2 separate regions of the Homo sapiens genome follow, and region 1 is linked to region 2. Evidence: read pairs that join two places in POLR2A ChIA-PET (ENCODE). Cell type or tissue: MCF 10A. All regions are shown on one strand. Each heading gives the region's core, and the rest is flanking DNA. Links, peaks and the distances in the headings are about the cores only. Region 1 has its middle 28 kb from the start of RIBC2. Region 2 overlaps FBLN1 (fibulin 1).

Region 1 (8,329 bases), core at 53-8,052, 96 kb before region 2:
CTTTGTATCTAGCTCAGGGATTGTAAACGCACCAATCAGCGCCCTGTCAAAACAGGCCACTGGGCTCTACCAATCAGCAGGATGTGGGTGGGGCCAGATAAGAGAATAAAAGCAGGCTGCCCAAGCCAGCAGTGGTAACCCGCTCGGGTTCCCTTCCACTCTGTGGGAGCTTTGTTCTTTTGCTCTTTGCAATAAATCTTGCTACTGCTCACTCTCTGGGTCCACACTGCTTCACCGCGAAGATCTGCAGCTTCACTCCTGAGCAAGCGAGACCACAAACCCACCAGAAGGAAGAAACTCCGAACACATCCGAACATCAGAAGGAACAAACTCCAGACGCGCCACCTTAAGAGCTGTAACACTCACCGCGAGGGTTCCCGGCTTCATTCTTGAAGTCCAAGAACCCACCAGTTCTGGACACACTAGCTCTCCACAGACTGGCTTTTAAAAATTCTAGTTATATATACGCCACTTACAAAAGGCACATCTAAAACAAAACAGCACAGAAAAATTATAATAATAGCGTTCAAAAGCCATTTGTATTTGCCCAAATGACGTATGTCCACACTTGTGTCTGGCACATGGGTGTCTACAGGAGCTGTATTCATAATTGCCAAAACCGGGAAGCAAGCAACGTGTTCTTCAATAAGTTAATGGATAAAAACACTGTGGTACCTCCAGACAATGGAGTCTTATTAATATAAGATATAATAATAAGAAAAGAGCTATCAAGCCACAAGAAAATGTGGAAGAAGCTTAAATGCATATTGCTTGGTGAAAGAAGTCAATCTGCAAAGGTTATCTACTGTATGAGTCCAATCATATGACTTTTTTTTTTTTTTGAGGAGTCTCCCTCTGTTGCCTAGCCTGGAGCGCAGTGGCACCGTCTTGGCTCACTGAAACCTCCGCCTCCCAGGTTCAAGCGATTCTCCTGCCTCAGCCTCCCAAGTAGCTGGGACTACAGGCGTGCACCACCACGCCCGTCTAATTTTTGTATTTTTAGTAGAGTTGGGTTTCACTGTGTTGGCCAGGCTGGTATTGAACTCCTGACCTCAGATGATCCACCCACCTTGGCCTCCCAAAGTGTTGGGATTACGGCATGAGCCACTGCACCCAGCCTGACTTTTCAAAAAAGGCAAAGCTATAGAAACAGTAAAAACATCAGTGGTTGCCAGGGACTGAGGGGAGGGAGGGATGAATAGGCAGAGAGAGCACAAGGATTTTTAGGGCAGTGAAACTTTGCTGTGTGATGCTGTAACCTTGGGTATATGTCATTATACATTTGTCAAAATCCACAGAATGTACACAGGGTGACCCCTAATGTAAATTATAAACTCTGGGTGATGATGATGTGTCAATGTTGGCTAGTCAATTGTAACAAATGTACCACACTAACATGAGACATTAATAATAGGGGAACTAGGGGCCTATGGGAAGGGAGCATATGGGAACCCTCTATACTTGTTACTCAATTTTCTTGTAAACCTAACACTGTTCTAAAAGATAGCCTATTCATTTTAAAATGAAGCCATAAGATAAACAGGAAGAAAAATAGAGTCATTTGCACATGGTTCTTTATTCTGTGTTCAAGTTCTTATGTTTAGAATAATGGGAAGGGGGCCAGGCACGGTGGCTCATGCCTGTAATCCCAGCACTTTGGGAGGTCGAAGTGGGAAGATGACCTGAGGTCAGGAGTTTGAGACCAGCCTGGCCAACATGGTGAAACCCTGTCTCTACTAAAAATACAAACTAGCCAGGCATGATGGTGCGCACCTGTAATCCCAGCTACTCAGGAGGCTGAGGCAGGAGAATCTCTTGAGCCCGGGAAGCGGAGGTTGCAGTGAGCTGAGGTCACACCACTGTACTCCAACCTGGGCAACACAGCAAGACTCTGTCTACAAAAATAAAAATAAGGCCAGGTGCTGTGGCTCGCGCCTGTAATCCCAGCACTTTGGGAGGCCAAGGTGGGCAGATCACGAGGTCAGGAGATTGAGACCATCCTGGCTAACACGGTGAAACCCCATCTCTACTACAAATACAAAAAAATTAGCCGGGCATGGTGTCGGGTGCCTATTGTCCCAGCTACTCAGGGGGCTAAGGCAGGAGAATGGCATGAACCTGGGAGGTGGAGATTGCAGTGAGCCGAAATCATGCCACTGCACTCCAGCCTGGGCAACAGAGTGAGACTCCATCTCAAAAAATAAAAAATAAAAATAAATAAATAACATAAAAATAAGGCCAGGTGCGGTAGCTCACGCCTGTAATCCCAGCACTTTGGGACACCGAAGCAGGTGGATCACGAGGTCAGGAGTTCAGGACCAGCCTGGTCAACATAGCGAGACCTCGTCTCTACAAAAAATTTAAAAAATTTTAGGCCGGGTACAGTGGCTCATGCCTGTAATCTCAGAACTTTGGGAGGCTGAGGCAGGTGGATTACCTGAGGTCAGGAGTTTGAGACCAGCCTGGCCAACATGGTGAAACCCTGACTCTACTAAAAATACAAAAATTAGCCAGGTGTGGAGGTGCACACCTGTAGTCCTAGCTACTCAGGAGGCAGAGGCATGAGAATCACTTGAACCAGGGAGGTGGATGTTGCAGTGAGCTGAGATCATGCCACTTCATTCCAGCCTCGGGTACAGAGTGAGACTCTGTCTCAAAAAAACAAGCAAAAAATCACAAAAAGACCTTTACAGAAATGTTTATAGCATCTTTATTCATGATAGCACCAAACTTGGATCAACCAAAATATCTATCAACAGGTGATCAGATAAACAAAAGTTATATTCCTATCACTCACAGCTGAAAAGAAACAAACTGCTGATATACCCGTCAAAACGGCAGAATCAGAAATCATAATCAGGGCGGGGCGCAGTGGCTCAGGCCTGTAATCCCAGCACTTTGGGAGGCCAAGGGGGCAGATCACGAGGTCAGGAGATCAAGACCAACCTGGCTAACATGGTGAAACCCCATCGCTACTAAAAACACAAAAAATTAGCCGGGCGTGGTGGCATGTGCCTGTACTCCCAGCTACTCAGGAGGCTGAGGCATGAGAATTGCTTGAACCCGGGAGGTGGACGTTGCAGTGAGCCAAGATTACGCCACTGCGCTACAGCCTGGGCAACAGAGCAAGACTCCATCTCAAAAAAATAAATAAATGAAATAAAAAATAAAAATAAAAAATTAGCTGGGCATGGTGGTGAGGGGTGGGGTGGGGGGTGTTCCTGTAATACCAGCTACTTGGGAGGCTGAGGCAGGAGAATTGCTTGAACCCGGGAGGCAGAGGTTACAGTGAGCCAAGATCGCACCACTGCCCTCCAGCCTGGGTGACAAGAGCGAAATTCTGTCTCAAAAAAAAAAATCATAATCAGAAACATTGTAACAGATACAAAGGAGTTCACAGTTTACAATTCTATCTATGGGGAGTTCCAGAATTGGGATAACTATTCCATCAGTGCTTGCCTGGGACAGGGTGAGGGGGTTTGATGGCAAACAGGCATGAGGCTACTTTTTGGAGTGATGGAAACGGACAGAAAAAGAAAACCCAACCACACTCCTACCCCTGACAGGACTGCAAAGGGAGGACCCCTAAGAAACCGGGTACCATCTGTTATGCATGCAGCAGGACGAGCCGCAGACAAAACTCCTCAGACACTGAGTTAAAGAAGGAAGTGGTTCTTTCGGCCGGGAGCATCAGGTAAGACTCCTGTCTCAAGAGCCGAGCTCCCCCAGTGAGCAATTCCTGTCCCTTTTAAGGGCTCACAACTCTAAGGGGGTCCGCGCGAGAGGGTCGTGATCGATTGAGCAAGCAGGGGGTACATGACTGGGGGCTGCATGCACCGGTAATCAGAAGGAAACAGAACAGGACAGGGATTTTTGCAATGCCTTTCCATACAAAGTCTGGAATCTATAGATAACATAACCGGTTAGGTCAGGGTCGATCTTTAACTACCAGGATTAGGTCAGGCAGGCCCAGGCCTGGTTTCGGGTCTGGTTCCTAGGCGCCGGGCTACCTGCATTTCGTTTCGCTTTTCTTTCCTTTTCTGAGTATAAAACAAGATAAAACAATATGAGAGAGTCTGTCTCTCTTCTCTCATGTGCAGTGAGCTGTTGCTGTCTACTGGAGAGCTGTCCACCAGCAGGTGGCACATCTATCTCTCGTGCTCCCAGCATAGCCTCTGGCCATCTGGTTTCCACCTGCACCGGGTCTCCCTCTGCAGAAGCGACAGCCACTTTGGAATGTTGGTGCAATGAGGTGACAGGTCCCCATGCTCCTGGGTGGAGCAGCGTCCTGAGCCTGGTTACAGGAGGGATCATGGGGTGAAGGTTGGGGATGGAGCAGGGGCCTCTAGAGCACCTTTTCCAAAGAGACATGTTTCCTTTTCTTTTCTTTTCTTTTCTTTTTTTTTTTTTTTTTTGGGACAGAGTCTTGCTCTGTCACCACCCAGGCTGGAGTGCAGTGGTGCGATCTCGGCTCACTGCAACCTCCGCCTCCCGGGTTCAAGCGATTCTCCTGCCTCTGCCTCAGCCTCCCAAGTAGCTGGGACTACAGGCGCATACCACCACACCCAGCTAATTTTTTGTATTTTTAGTAGAGACGGGGTTTCACCGCGTTAGCCACAATGGTCTTGATCTCCTGACCTCGTGATCCACCTGACTCGGCCTCCCAAAGTGCTGGGATTACAGGCATGAGCCACCGCGCCCAGCAAGAGGCATCTTTTCAACCATATGGATTGTGCCCACGTGATGTTAAGAGAGTGGTGAAAAGAAGCTGGAGGATGCCGAGTGAGAATGAGGCTGTGAGTGACACAGAGTAGGTAGTTGCCAGGTGGGGCTTCATCTGTGCTTGCCCCGACCAAGTAAAGGCCTTGATCCTCCCCCACCCACCACCTCATCCAGCCCACCCCCAGATTCATGCTCCCCCATCTTCGAACCTCACTTGCTCTCTGCCCAGACCTGGCAAAGTCAGTTTCATCTACTGAGTCTGGAAGGTCTGCCTTCCTTTCTTCTTCCAGCGAATGAAAGATGAATCCAAAGTCCCTGGGGCCAACCCCCAGCATGGCCCCCAGAAGTAAACAGGAATGGGAATGAGGGCAGATGGAATGTCTGCGAGTCAGTGGGTCTTTTCTTTTCACCAGACGTTCCAGAAAGCTCTCCAAACACACTTGTTCTAACAGTGTCAGAAAAGACTCCAGCCTCATTGTCCACAATTGTTGGGGATAGAACATTCCAGAGCCTATTGAAGAAAAAAGTGGGTAGGGCCATCTCCTCCACACCAGGCTGATCTGTGAATTAATCGCCCCTGAAGGTTTTCCCCGGGGCTCTGGAGCTGACAAATGTGACTTTGTTACCTGGATATCCCTTGGAACCTGGCAGAGCCTGAGGACAGGACTCAGCCACAGAGTCTCTCACCCAAAGCCACTCAGTGTCCTCAGCTGCCCATCTGGTAACTGGCCCTAAAACGGCCTTTCAGTTCCAGCACTGCCACCCCTCCCAGCCCCACTGGCCCAGCCTCCTCATTCCCAGCTCAAATTCGTGACCAGGGGGCCTATGGGACCTGGTCGTCTTTTCAGATGGACAGTCCCTAGGTCAAGGCCCACTCCCTGGCCCCATCCTCGCATGGGGAGAGTCGGCTCATAGTATATTCAGAGGCAAAAAGGGCGGTGGGCTTGCAGCACCAATAAACATGTCCAGCAAAATATGCTGATGGTGTACATGGCTGCTGCTTGCTGAGCCCGTGTGTGCTGATGCCACAGAGCTGAGCTTCTTAAAATCTGCAGGAGGCTGCCGGGTGCGATGGCTCACGCCTGTGATCCCAGCACTTTTGGGAGGCCGAGGCGGGTAGATCACCTGAGGTCAGGAGTTCGAGACCAGCCTGACCAACATAGAGAAACCCCATCTCTACTAAAAATACAAAATTAGCCAGGTGTAGTGGAGCATGCCTGTAATTCCAGCTACTCGGGAGGCTGAGGCAGGAGAATTGCTTGAACCCAGGAGGCGGAGGTTGCGGTAAGCTGAGATTGCACCTTTGCACTCCAGCCTGGGCAACAAGAGCAAAACTCCGTCTCAAAAAAAAAAAAAAAAAAAAACCTGCAGGAGGCTACAAGAAGTGTTACCAGTTTCATATCCCCAATGAGGATGAGGAATGTGAACACAAAGTACCTAAGACAAGTCTCAATCCATTTAGAAAGTTTATTTTGTACCTGGGCTTGGTGGCTCGTGCCTGTAATCCCAGCACTTTGGGAGGCTGAGGCAGGCAGATCACCTGAGGTTACGAGTTCAAGACCAGCCTGGCCAACATGGTGAAACCTCGTCTCTACTAAAAAGACAAAATTAGCTGGGCATGGTGGCAGGTGCCTGTAGTCCCAGCTACTTGGGAGGCTGAGGCAGGAGAATCACTTGAACCTGGGAGGCAGAGGTTGCAGTGAGCCAAGATCATGCCACTGCACTCCAGCCTGGGCAACAAGAGCGAAACTCTGTCTCCCAAAAAAAAAAAAAAGGAAAGAAAGTTTATTTTGCCAAGGTTAAGGACGTGTCTGTGACACAGCCTCAGGAGGTCCTGCTGACATGTGCCCAAGGAGGTTGTGGTATAGCTTGCTTTTACACATTTTTGGGAGACATGAGGCATGAATCAATATGTGTAAGATGTACATTGCTTCAGTTTGGAAACGCAGGACAACTGGAAGCAGGGATTTCCAGGTCATAGGCATATAAAAGATAAATGGGTGCATCCTTTTGAGTCTTTGATCAGCCTTTCACTGAATACACAATTTCCATGTGAGCAGAGGGTAGAGGAGTAGTCCTGTGTGCCCTAGTCTGGCTCAGTGAATCTGCATTTTCACATAAACAATAGGGCAGAGGAAGCAATCAAGCAATCATATATGCATTTGTCTCAGGTGGGCAGAGGCCTGATGGTGAGTTCTGTCCTTTGTCCCACATCTGTGAAGATAAGCTATCAATTTACATTGCCAGGGTGAAATTCAACAGAACTGTTTTAGGGTAAAGATCCTGAGGCCCACAAGGAATTTCCTTGTGGGCAAATTGGGAGGGAGGTATGCAGCTTGTTTATCTTTGTAGCTATCTTATCTAGGAAGAAAATGGGAGGCAAGTTTGCGTGATGCAGTTCCCAGCTTGACTTTTCCCCTTGACTTTGCGATTTTGGAGTCCTGCGATTTTCCTTTCACAAGAACTAAGGGCTAGAGAGGGGAACTCACTTTCCCAAGGTCCCAGAGCCAGTTCAAGATGGAGCCAGGAATTGTGCCCAGTTCTAAAGTCCCAGCTACCTCTGACAGAATGCCTGCAAGGAGACAGTCAGCAGAGCTCCAGGAGGGGAAGACAGGTGACAACACTCTAGTGTATTTCTCTAGCTTGACCTCTGCTGTGAGTTCCAGGCTTGGTACCCAAATGTCGACTTGATAGCTTTACTGGGATGTCTAACAAGCAGGCAGTCAACATGAAGGCATCTGAACAGAACTGGTTTCCCTCTACCCACACCTGTCCCTCCAAAGTCTTCCCTGTCTTAGGCTATGGAAACCCCAATGCTTCCAATTGCTCAGGCCAGAGAGTTTGGATCCATCGTTGGGCTCTCTCTCTCTCAATCTATCAGCAAATCCTGTTGGTAAGACTTCAAAATATAAAACAAATCTGGCCAGCCACGGTGGCTCACGCCTGTAATCCCAACACTTTGGGAGGCCGAGGTGGGTGGATCATCTGAGGTCAGGAGTTCGAGACCAGCCTGGCCAACATAGTGAAACCCCATCTCTACTAAAAATACAAAAAAAAAAAAAAATTAGGTGGGCATGGTGGCTGGCACCTGTAATCCCAACTACTCGGGAGGCTGAGCCAGGAGAATTGCTTGAACCTGGGAGACAGAGGTTGCCGTGAGCCGAGATCATGCCATATTTGTTGCATGAATTGGTGAACTGTGGGCGTGAGTTTCACAGCCTGAACCTGAACACCCAGGGTTCAGGCATACTCAGGACAGGTCTAGACAGCAAGGAATGTGGATCCTCCAGAGACCTCTTTGTGTGATGATGGAGTTGCTGCCTGGAAAATCTCATCCTAGGGGCAGTGACAGTCCAGGCACACAGACGTACGTGTCCTAGTTATAATGGAGTGACTGATAATGAAGAGAGCTGGGGCTCAGCTCTGTGGGGTCTGTTGGAGGTCTGGGGGAGGGCACTGGAATCCAAAGGCTAGTATCTCTGTGAGCCCTAGGGGGCACAGGCAGCGTGACCCCACAGTGGCACCCGAATCATGGCCCAGGCTGTCGGAGAGCGTGATCAGCCAAGCCTGGACGCCAGGAAAGTGGCACCACCTCCCGGCGGTGGAC
Region 2 (8,329 bases), core at 128-8,127:
GTCCAGAGCCAGAGCCTGGGGGTCTCCCAGTAGGGCAGCAGGTGGGCTCCAGCCAGGTCAGCCTGCCTTCCTGGGTTCGTCTGCCCAGAGGGCGTTTTCTATGACCCAGCCTGAACGGAGCTAGAAACCAGGCGGTGCCTGGGTGCGTCCATCCCTGGCTCATGCACGCTGTGCTTCCAGGAGGCGGGCCCTGCAAGCAGCAGTGCCGAGACACGGGTGACGAGGTGGTCTGCTCCTGCTTCGTGGGCTACCAGCTGCTGTCTGATGGTGTCTCCTGTGAAGGTAATGTCCCTATCCCAGGTGCCAGCAGGACTGGCCGGTCACTGTGCTTGGGAGCTCTGTGCTGGAGGACTGACCAGGGCCTGCCTTCTACAACCCAGACCCCATTCAGGGGTGGAGAGCAGCCCAGGACGCGCTTTCTCGTGTTCGCTGGAGTTTGCAGCGCAGAGGCCCCTGCCGAGACTTCCCTCCAAGACAATATAAGCACTGGGGTTGGGAAAGAGGATGGAGTTGGGGTCTAACCAGGTTCCGGATCCAGGATCTGCTGAGTGGCCTTGGGCACATCCTTCAGCCTCTCCTGGCCCCCGCGTCTGTGAGATGGGGGAGATGGAGAAGATGCTGCCCCTCCGTGGGGTTCTTGAGGACCACATAACTACAGTCTCAGAAAAAGCAGTAGATATGAACGTTAGCAGGGGAGAGAAATCACTGCTTTCGACTCCGTGCAGTCCACAGCCCGGATGTGCACATGGTGGACCTGAGCTCAGTTTGCGAGGGTGCAGGGAAGCACTTCCACCGTGGCTTTGGCACATTCCTTTCTAGGATGTATTAGGATGGGTCGTTCTTGCTGGTCACCCCCGCACTGCCTCGGTCTCTCCTAGATGTCAATGAATGCATCACGGGCAGCCACAGCTGCCGGCTTGGAGAATCCTGCATCAACACAGTGGGCTCTTTCCGCTGCCAGCGGGACAGCAGCTGCGGGACTGGCTATGAGCTCACAGAGGACAATAGCTGCAAAGGTACAGCATGCGCTCCGAGTCTGCAAACCTGGTCTTCCAGGCGTAGATACGGCGCGGTGGGAAGGGCAGCTCTGGGGTCTGGGCTCCCGCAGTCCTGCGCCCTCTGTGGCTGCCTGGGCGACTGCCTGCTCATCTGCAGGAGGGAGGTGGTTATACCCACCAGGGTGTCTGGACAGGTGGGATGGAAGGTGAAAGTGCTTGCCAATAATGTTCAGAACATTGAAAAAGTTGACAGTAGTGCACCGGTGCCAGCTAGTTCAGCTGTTAGGAAAGATTTACGTTCTTATGGTGCAGAGTAAACGATGGCAGATTTGGGTTTCTAAAAAGGCTCAGTGCATGACTATTTAAAATCAAGACCAGGGATGAATTTCAGGTTCTCACATGTACTTTCTACAAAAAAAAAAAAAAAAAAAAAAAAAAAAGCAAAAACAAAAATCCCACAACTGTTTTTGCACAACAGCTGCCTTCCATCCAAATCCAGGCTTCCTTGAAGTTCAAAGCATATCCCCTTCCACTGCATAAACACATGGCATTTCTGGCTGCCAGCCTTTCCCCGCCAAGCCTTAGGTGTTATTTGGCAGATGGGGAGGCTCTGATGAGGATCGTTTAGAACACAGTTTTGCAGAGGGTTTCAAGCCTTTCAGAAGGACAAATCCACTTGTGTAAAAATGTCACTCACTGTATCATGAGAGTGACTTCAAAGCATGGCACACCCCTTCTGACATCTGAGGGCCACAGAGCAAATTCTGTCCTCCCCACCCCCACACACCAGCTGGGTGGTTTGGACCCCTAGAGCCCAGTGGCCAAGCCAGCTGAGTATACACATTTGACCATTTGACAGCCATGAACTTCAAGGGAAGGGCAGCCCATCACATCCCATCATGACTGTAACCCTTGTTAATATCTGGATTATTGTGAAGACTTCAGAATGGATATGTTTATAGAGACTGTGTTTGTTGCCACTAAGATAATTGCTTTATGATCTAAACTAAACATACACTTAGCCTGAATGAATACTAATATATATATACCTGCCAGGAAAATGCCAGGGTGATTTATTATAACAGACAGTTTGCCTCATAAGAGCCTTGGGAAAAAAAGTCAGCTTTTTAAGTCTTTAGCAACTGGAGCACGATTTGGCTCAGTGAAGTCTTTTTTGTGTATGATTTCTCTATTAGAATGTTTTGGGTTATAGTCTGAGTAATGCGCATTAGAAAAAAGCTTTCTTGTGATTTTAAAGTGTTGTAAGATGCTTCTGGCAGGACTCTTGCTAACAATTTCCTTTTTTTATGATGTACCAGATATTGACGAGTGTGAGAGTGGTATTCATAACTGCCTCCCCGATTTTATCTGTCAGAATACTCTGGGATCCTTCCGCTGCCGACCCAAGCTACAGTGCAAGAGTGGCTTTATACAAGATGCTCTAGGCAACTGTATTGGTAAGAGGTGTGCCGCCAGGATTAGCGGGTTATTCCAGGAGGGGCCAGCGACCTAGCCTTGGGGCAGGCCTCTAGAATCTGCGGGGCCGCATGGTATACAGAACAGGGGTTGGCAAACTTTTTGTGTAAAGGGCTGGACAGCAAATAGAGCAAATACTTTAGCCGTTGTGGGCCATATGGTCTCTGTCATAATAGTCAACTCTGCTGTTATAGTCTAAAGCGGCCAAGGGCCATCTGTAAACAAATGGGTGTGGCTGTGTTCCAATAAAACTTTATTTACAAAAATAGGCAGTAGGCTGGATTTGGCCCAAGGACCACAGTTTGCTGATCTGGGTTTAGATTAAAGAGCTTGGGTTTTGGAGTTAGAGTGACCCAAGAAAATTACTTCTGAGCTTTAATTTTTTCCTCTATAAAATGGGAGTAATCATAATACCTGGCTTAGAGACTTGAGGCCAGGATTAGGCGAGTACTTGCGAAGTACTGGTACACAGGAAGCACTCGGTGAGTGGTGATTCCCTGCCACAGGCATTTAGCCTATTAAAAAATTATTTTAAAAAATACTTGGCTGGGCACAGTGGGTCACGCCTGTAATCCTAGCACTTTGGGAGGCCAAGGCAGGAGGATTGCTTGAGCCCAGGTTTTTGAGGCCAGCCTGGGCAATATAGCGAGACCCCATCACTACAAAAAATTAGCTGGGTGTAGTGGCGCATGCCTACAGTCCCAGCTACTTGGGAGGCTGAGGTGGGAGGATCCCTTGAGCAGGGAGGTCGAGGCTGCAGTGAGCTGTGATCGTGCTACTGCACTCCAGTCTGGGCAACAGAGCAAGACCCTGTCTCAAAAATAAAATAAAATATAAAAATAAAAAACAGTCTGTGTTAGTATTTGAATTCATAGAGACAGAAAGTAGAATGGAAGGTGCCGGGGCTGGGCAGGGTGGGGGATGGGGAGTGAGTGTTTCCTGGGCGCAGAGTTTCAGTTTGAGAAGATGAAAAAGTTCTGGAGATGGATGGGGGTGATGGTGGCACGACAGTGTGAATGCAGTAATGCCCCTGAACCGTCTACTTAAAATGGTTACGATGGCAGATTTTGTGTTACATAAAATTTGTAGTTCACATGTAGTTCACCACAATGAGAAAAGAAACTCTGGCCAGGCACGGTGGCTCACACTTGTAATCCCAGCACTTTGGGAGGCCGAGGAGGGTGGATCACCTGAGGTCAGGAGTTTGAGACCAGCCTGACCAATATAGTGAAACCCCATCTCTACTAAAAATACAAAAATTAGCTGGGCGTAGTGATGGGCGCCTGTAATCCCAGCTGCTTAGGAGGCTGAGGCAGCAGAATCGCTTGAGCCTGGGAGGCAGAGGTTGCAGTGAGCTGAGATCACGCCACTGTACTCCAGCCTGGGTGACAGAGTGAGACTCCATCTCAAAAAAGAAAAAAAAAAAGAAATTGCTGATATCAGAGAAATACTAATATGAAAAGAGAGAATCCCATGTGAACTTAGTATGAATTTAGGAGGCCTGGGCAAGACCGCTCACGCTAGAGGAGCTGTGTGGGGTGCGGCCGGGGAGCTGGCCGGCCTGGGTTACTGGTTCTGGAAAGACAGGAGGTGAGTCCTGCTTTCCCCAGCCGTTGTCAGGTTAACTGCCTGGCTAGGCCGCTGCAGTCAGCGCTTAAGTCCTGATCCACCGGCTCTCCCTCGGCCTCTGCTTGGCAGACGCCCCTGGGTCCTGCCTTTGAGGTCAGAGAGACTTTTTAGGAGAAGAGGTGAGGAATCCGAGCTACAGATCACACTAGTCAGAACCTCCCCACCTGGGGTGGCCCCATCACCTCTCCCCTGCCATGAGCAAGGGGGTATACATTTCCATCTTGCTTCGATTTCAACTTTTCCTTAGCGAAATCTGTATTGATCATTTATTTGAAATAGTGGTTTGGAGAGAGAGCTCTTCCCCCACTGCATTATTTTTAACCACTGAGATATTTAAAGATAAGTGGATGTGGCCGGGCACAGTGACTCACGCCTGTAATTCTGGTACTTTGGGAGGCCAAGGCGGGTGGATCACTTGAGGTCAGGAGTTCGAGACCAGCCTGACCAATATGGTGAAACCCCGTCTCTACTAAAAATACAAAAATTAGCCGGGTGTGGTGGTGGGCACCTTGTAATCCCAGCTACTCAAGATGCTGAGGCAGGAGAATCGCTTGAACCCAGGAGGTGGAGGTTGTAGTGAGCCAAGATCGTGCCACTGCACTCCAGCCTGGACAACAGAGCAAGACTCTGTGTCAAAAAAAAAAAAAAAGATAAAAAGACAAGTGGAACAGTGAGCCCTTAGGACAGGGGCCTCGTCTGAAACCCGCCCCAGCCTTCCTCTGTTACAGCTTCCCTGTCATCCCCTGGGGGAGACTTCTGAGCTGGGGCGCTGTGGCTCAGCTGCCAGTTGGCCCCTCGCCAGTCCCTTGCCAGCAGGGAGGGGTGGTTTTCGCTCAGCGCAGGGGGTGGTGAGCAGGGAAGCCATGGGCTCTCCGGGACCAGCGGGGAGGATAGTCCTGCTCAGACTTGCAGCCTGCTCAAAGGGGGGTCCGGAGGAGGCTGGCGTCGACTGAGGATGGAAACCCTGACTCATGGCAAAATCAGCCCCGATTTCCACAAAGAGGCAATGTTTGCAAGTCTCAACCTAGCCCTGACTTTCCTCTCTACAGGGTGCAGCACTGTGTATGGGCTGAGGCTCGGGAGCCGTCCCCTTACTGTCCTTCCAGGACTGGCAAGCAGGCTGTGGGCTGAAGGCCAGCCTGGCGGCACTGAGCTGTTCCGTGCCATCTCCCTGGGTCCTCAGTGACAGCATCGAAAGCCAAATGTTCAGCTCCCTCAGGGTCCCCTTAGCTTGGGATGCTGGGATGAGGATGGGGTTCCCCTTTTCATGTGCTCTCAATCCTTGCAATCAAGCTCAGGAATCATTGTTTTAAAAGATCTCTATTTATTTCAAAAATTATGTATGTCTTGACTTATAAATCAGCAAACAAAACCTAAGTGTAGGAAGTAAACGCTCCTCCCCTGGCCAATCCTGCCCGCCTCTTGGCAGGGTCCATGAGCCCTTCTGGGCTCTGCTCCCTTGAGACTTTTTGTTTTTTTATGAAAATGGGATCAGACTGTTCTGCCACTTGCTTTTCCCCCCCACTTGACAGGGTATTTAGAAATCATTTCATGTCAGCACCTTTATGTTATCTTTTTAAAAATGACTGCATCAGCAGAAATACGTCTTTCTAAGGAGAAAATACATCAAGATAGAAGGTAGTTTCAGGCCGTCTGGGAGAGGGCTGAAAAGGTTCTATGTCAGGTCCTGGTCCCCCAGCACGCACCCTGGGTCCTCTGCTCCCACACCTCTGCCCATGGTACCCGCTCCCTCACCCAGGAACAGCATGGTCCGTGGTGGGAAGCGTTGATTTCCTTGTGTAGCCAGAATCCATCTTCCTGGAGCTCCTAGAACCATCCTGGGGCCCCAAGAGCCCATCCGAGCCTCCTGCCTGTAGCAGAAGAGCTCTTCCTGCAGAGCTAGTACAAGGGATGGGTCAGGGTCCCAGAAAGTGGAGGTCTCTGCCCCTATCATGCATGGAGAATTTTCTAGAACCTTAAGGTTGGGTCACCGAGGGCTTTGAGACCAGCATGGCTTTGTCGGGTTTTCTTTGCTCTTTTCTTCAAATTCCCTCCTCCTGCTGCTGTATTCCTTTCTCCTTCTCCTCCTCCTCTTCCCCCTCCCATCCTCCCCCTCCCTTCTCCTCTTCCCCTCCCCCTCCCCTCCCACTTCCCTCCTCCCCCTCCTTCCCTTCCCCTTCTCTCCCTCCCCGCCTCCCCCTTTCCCTCCTTCTTTTCTTCTTTTTTTTTTTTTTTTGAGACAGTCTCACTGTCACCCAGGCTGGAGTGCAGTGGTGCAATCTTGGCTCACTGCAACCTCCACCCTGCTGGGTTCAAGCAGTTCTCCTGTCTCAGCCTCCCAAGTAGCTGGGATTACAGGTGCCCACAACCATGCCTGGCTAATTTTTGTATTTTCAGTAGAGATGGGGTTTTGCCGTGTTGGCCAGGTTGGTCTCGAGCTCTTGACCTCAGGTGATCCACCCCTCGGCTTCCCAAAGTGCTGGGATTGCAGGCGTGAGCCACCACGCCCAGCCTCTGCCTTTCTTCTTGAGTGGGGAGGAAGGAATGGGCCAGGGCTTCCCACGTGCCCTGGCTGACCTTGCCTGGGGATGTCGGCAGGTCCTGGGGCAGGAAGGGGTTCCACTGAATCTAGGAAGCACTGGGTGAAGCCAAGTGAACGGGGACCTTGGTAGCTTGGGCTTTTCCCATGTGAATCCCTGAGAGGGAGAGATCGGGTGCCCTGTTCCCAAACTCACCCTATGCTTTACATTGATTTGCTGTCTGTTTATTCATTCCCATTCATTCATTCATTGATAGCCAGGTCTTACCCCTGTGGAGTGCACGATGTTCTGAGGGACACTGTTGTTCTGTGGAACAGAGTTTGGGGAATCTAGTCTGAGTGAGGAACCTGCAGCGCCAGTGGGAAGGCAGCCACCGCTCTGCTAAACGCTGCATTTATTCGTGTTACAGGGCAGGGGCCACCCAGCTGTTTCTCTAAAGGGCTAGATGGTAACTAACAACTTCAGTCTCTGTGGCAACCACTCAACTCTGCCTTTTGCAGTGTAAAAGCACCCCTGAGCAATGCATAACAGAGTGGGCCTGGTTGCACGCTAATAAAACTTTATTTACAAAAGCAGGTGTAAGCCGGGTTTGAACCAAGGGCCATCATTTGCTGGCCACTGATTTAAGGGAGCTGGAAAGCAGGAGACCCTGATTCTAGACCTAGGCCCTGGTTGGCCCCTGACTTCAGCCATGAGCCCAGAGTCATTCAGTCTCCGGACCTTGGTTTCCTGTTTATAAAGTGCAGGCAGTAATGATAGTGATACCGGCCTCACCTCACTTGCAGGCTGGCTGTGGTGCTCGAGAGCGGTCATGGATGTAAAAGCTTTTGTAAACTGTAAATTGCTGCACGGTCAGCGCGAAGGGCTGACTCATTTGACTGAGGAGGGTGGACTTGGCTGGCAGGGAGAGGGGTACAGCTGTCCTCCTTTCTGACTTACGCTCAGGGGTCTTCCACCATCACTCCCTCTCTTTGTTCCCCCATACCAGATGCTTTGTAAGTGTCTGAGCAAGGTTCTCCAAGGTGATGTTTAGATGCTTAGGTCCTTTTCCACTCCCTCTATCAGGAAGTGCAATCTGTGTATTCTTCCTCCGAATTTGAGCAGAAGGAGGGTATCCCTGTGTAGCATGGCCCTCCTGGACCATTCATGGGTTCACACTTGCTCATTGTATGTCATCAAAGGTAAATGCCCCACGGTCCCCATGTCAGAGATGTGTCCACTCAAGGAAGGAGACTGCCGTGCAGTGAGCTCAGGGAGCCATGGCACCTCCCGGGTGGGCCTGGCTCAGCATAGGCCCTGTGAAGCCCAGTCATCGGAGGGGCCTAGAGCCTTGCTGGGAGTCAGAGTTGCTGGCACCACGTGGACAGTCACCTGTCTCCTTAATACCGTGCCCAGTGTGTGGAGTAGATGAATGCAGGAGAAGCCAGGCAGGCAGGTCCCGATTTGGCGCAGCGAACGATGGAGGTGCTGGAGATTTAGGGACAGGAAGAAGGGCCAGAGAGGTGGTGTTTGAGGCGGTATGCAGTGATAAAATTTGGGAGCCAGCTGGGAGGCGGCTGTGTGGTCCAGAGTGAGGGGGTTGAGCCCCTCCATTTGTGGTTTTGCAAAGAGGTGGGAAGGGGAGTTTCTTTGGAGATCCAGTTTTTGGGTTCTGGGACACCCTCCAGGTTTAACCACATGGTCTCT

Evidence for each region. ChIA-PET counts read pairs that join two places held together with the same protein. Peaks named below come from ENCODE experiments on the same cell type or tissue, not always from the same donor. Only the 100,000 strongest peaks of a DNase experiment are listed, where the experiment ranks them.
Region 1: POLR2A ChIA-PET joins it to region 2 with 14 read pairs; 4 of 35 experiments call an interaction of 5 or more read pairs at or near these places.

The regions. Positions count from the first base shown.
Region 1 is chr22:45,437,217-45,445,545 of GRCh38, forward strand. No RefSeq gene overlaps it. Among named protein-coding and RNA genes, the nearest start is that of RIBC2, 28 kb to the left of the region's middle. RefSeq lists an enhancer at 5,135-5,697. In MCF 10A, for the core only: a CTCF peak has its summit at 4,150 (motif pointing right); a DNase peak (open chromatin) is centred at 4,165.
Region 2 is chr22:45,532,883-45,541,211 of GRCh38, forward strand. It overlaps FBLN1 (fibulin 1), which reads left to right. Exons shown (of 17, transcript NM_006486.3): 6 at 181-282; 7 at 879-1,016; 8 at 2,318-2,455. Among named protein-coding and RNA genes, the nearest start is that of FBLN1, 34 kb to the left of the region's middle. In MCF 10A, for the core only: no CTCF peak of the experiment used is centred there; DNase peaks (open chromatin) are centred at 5,009 and 5,499.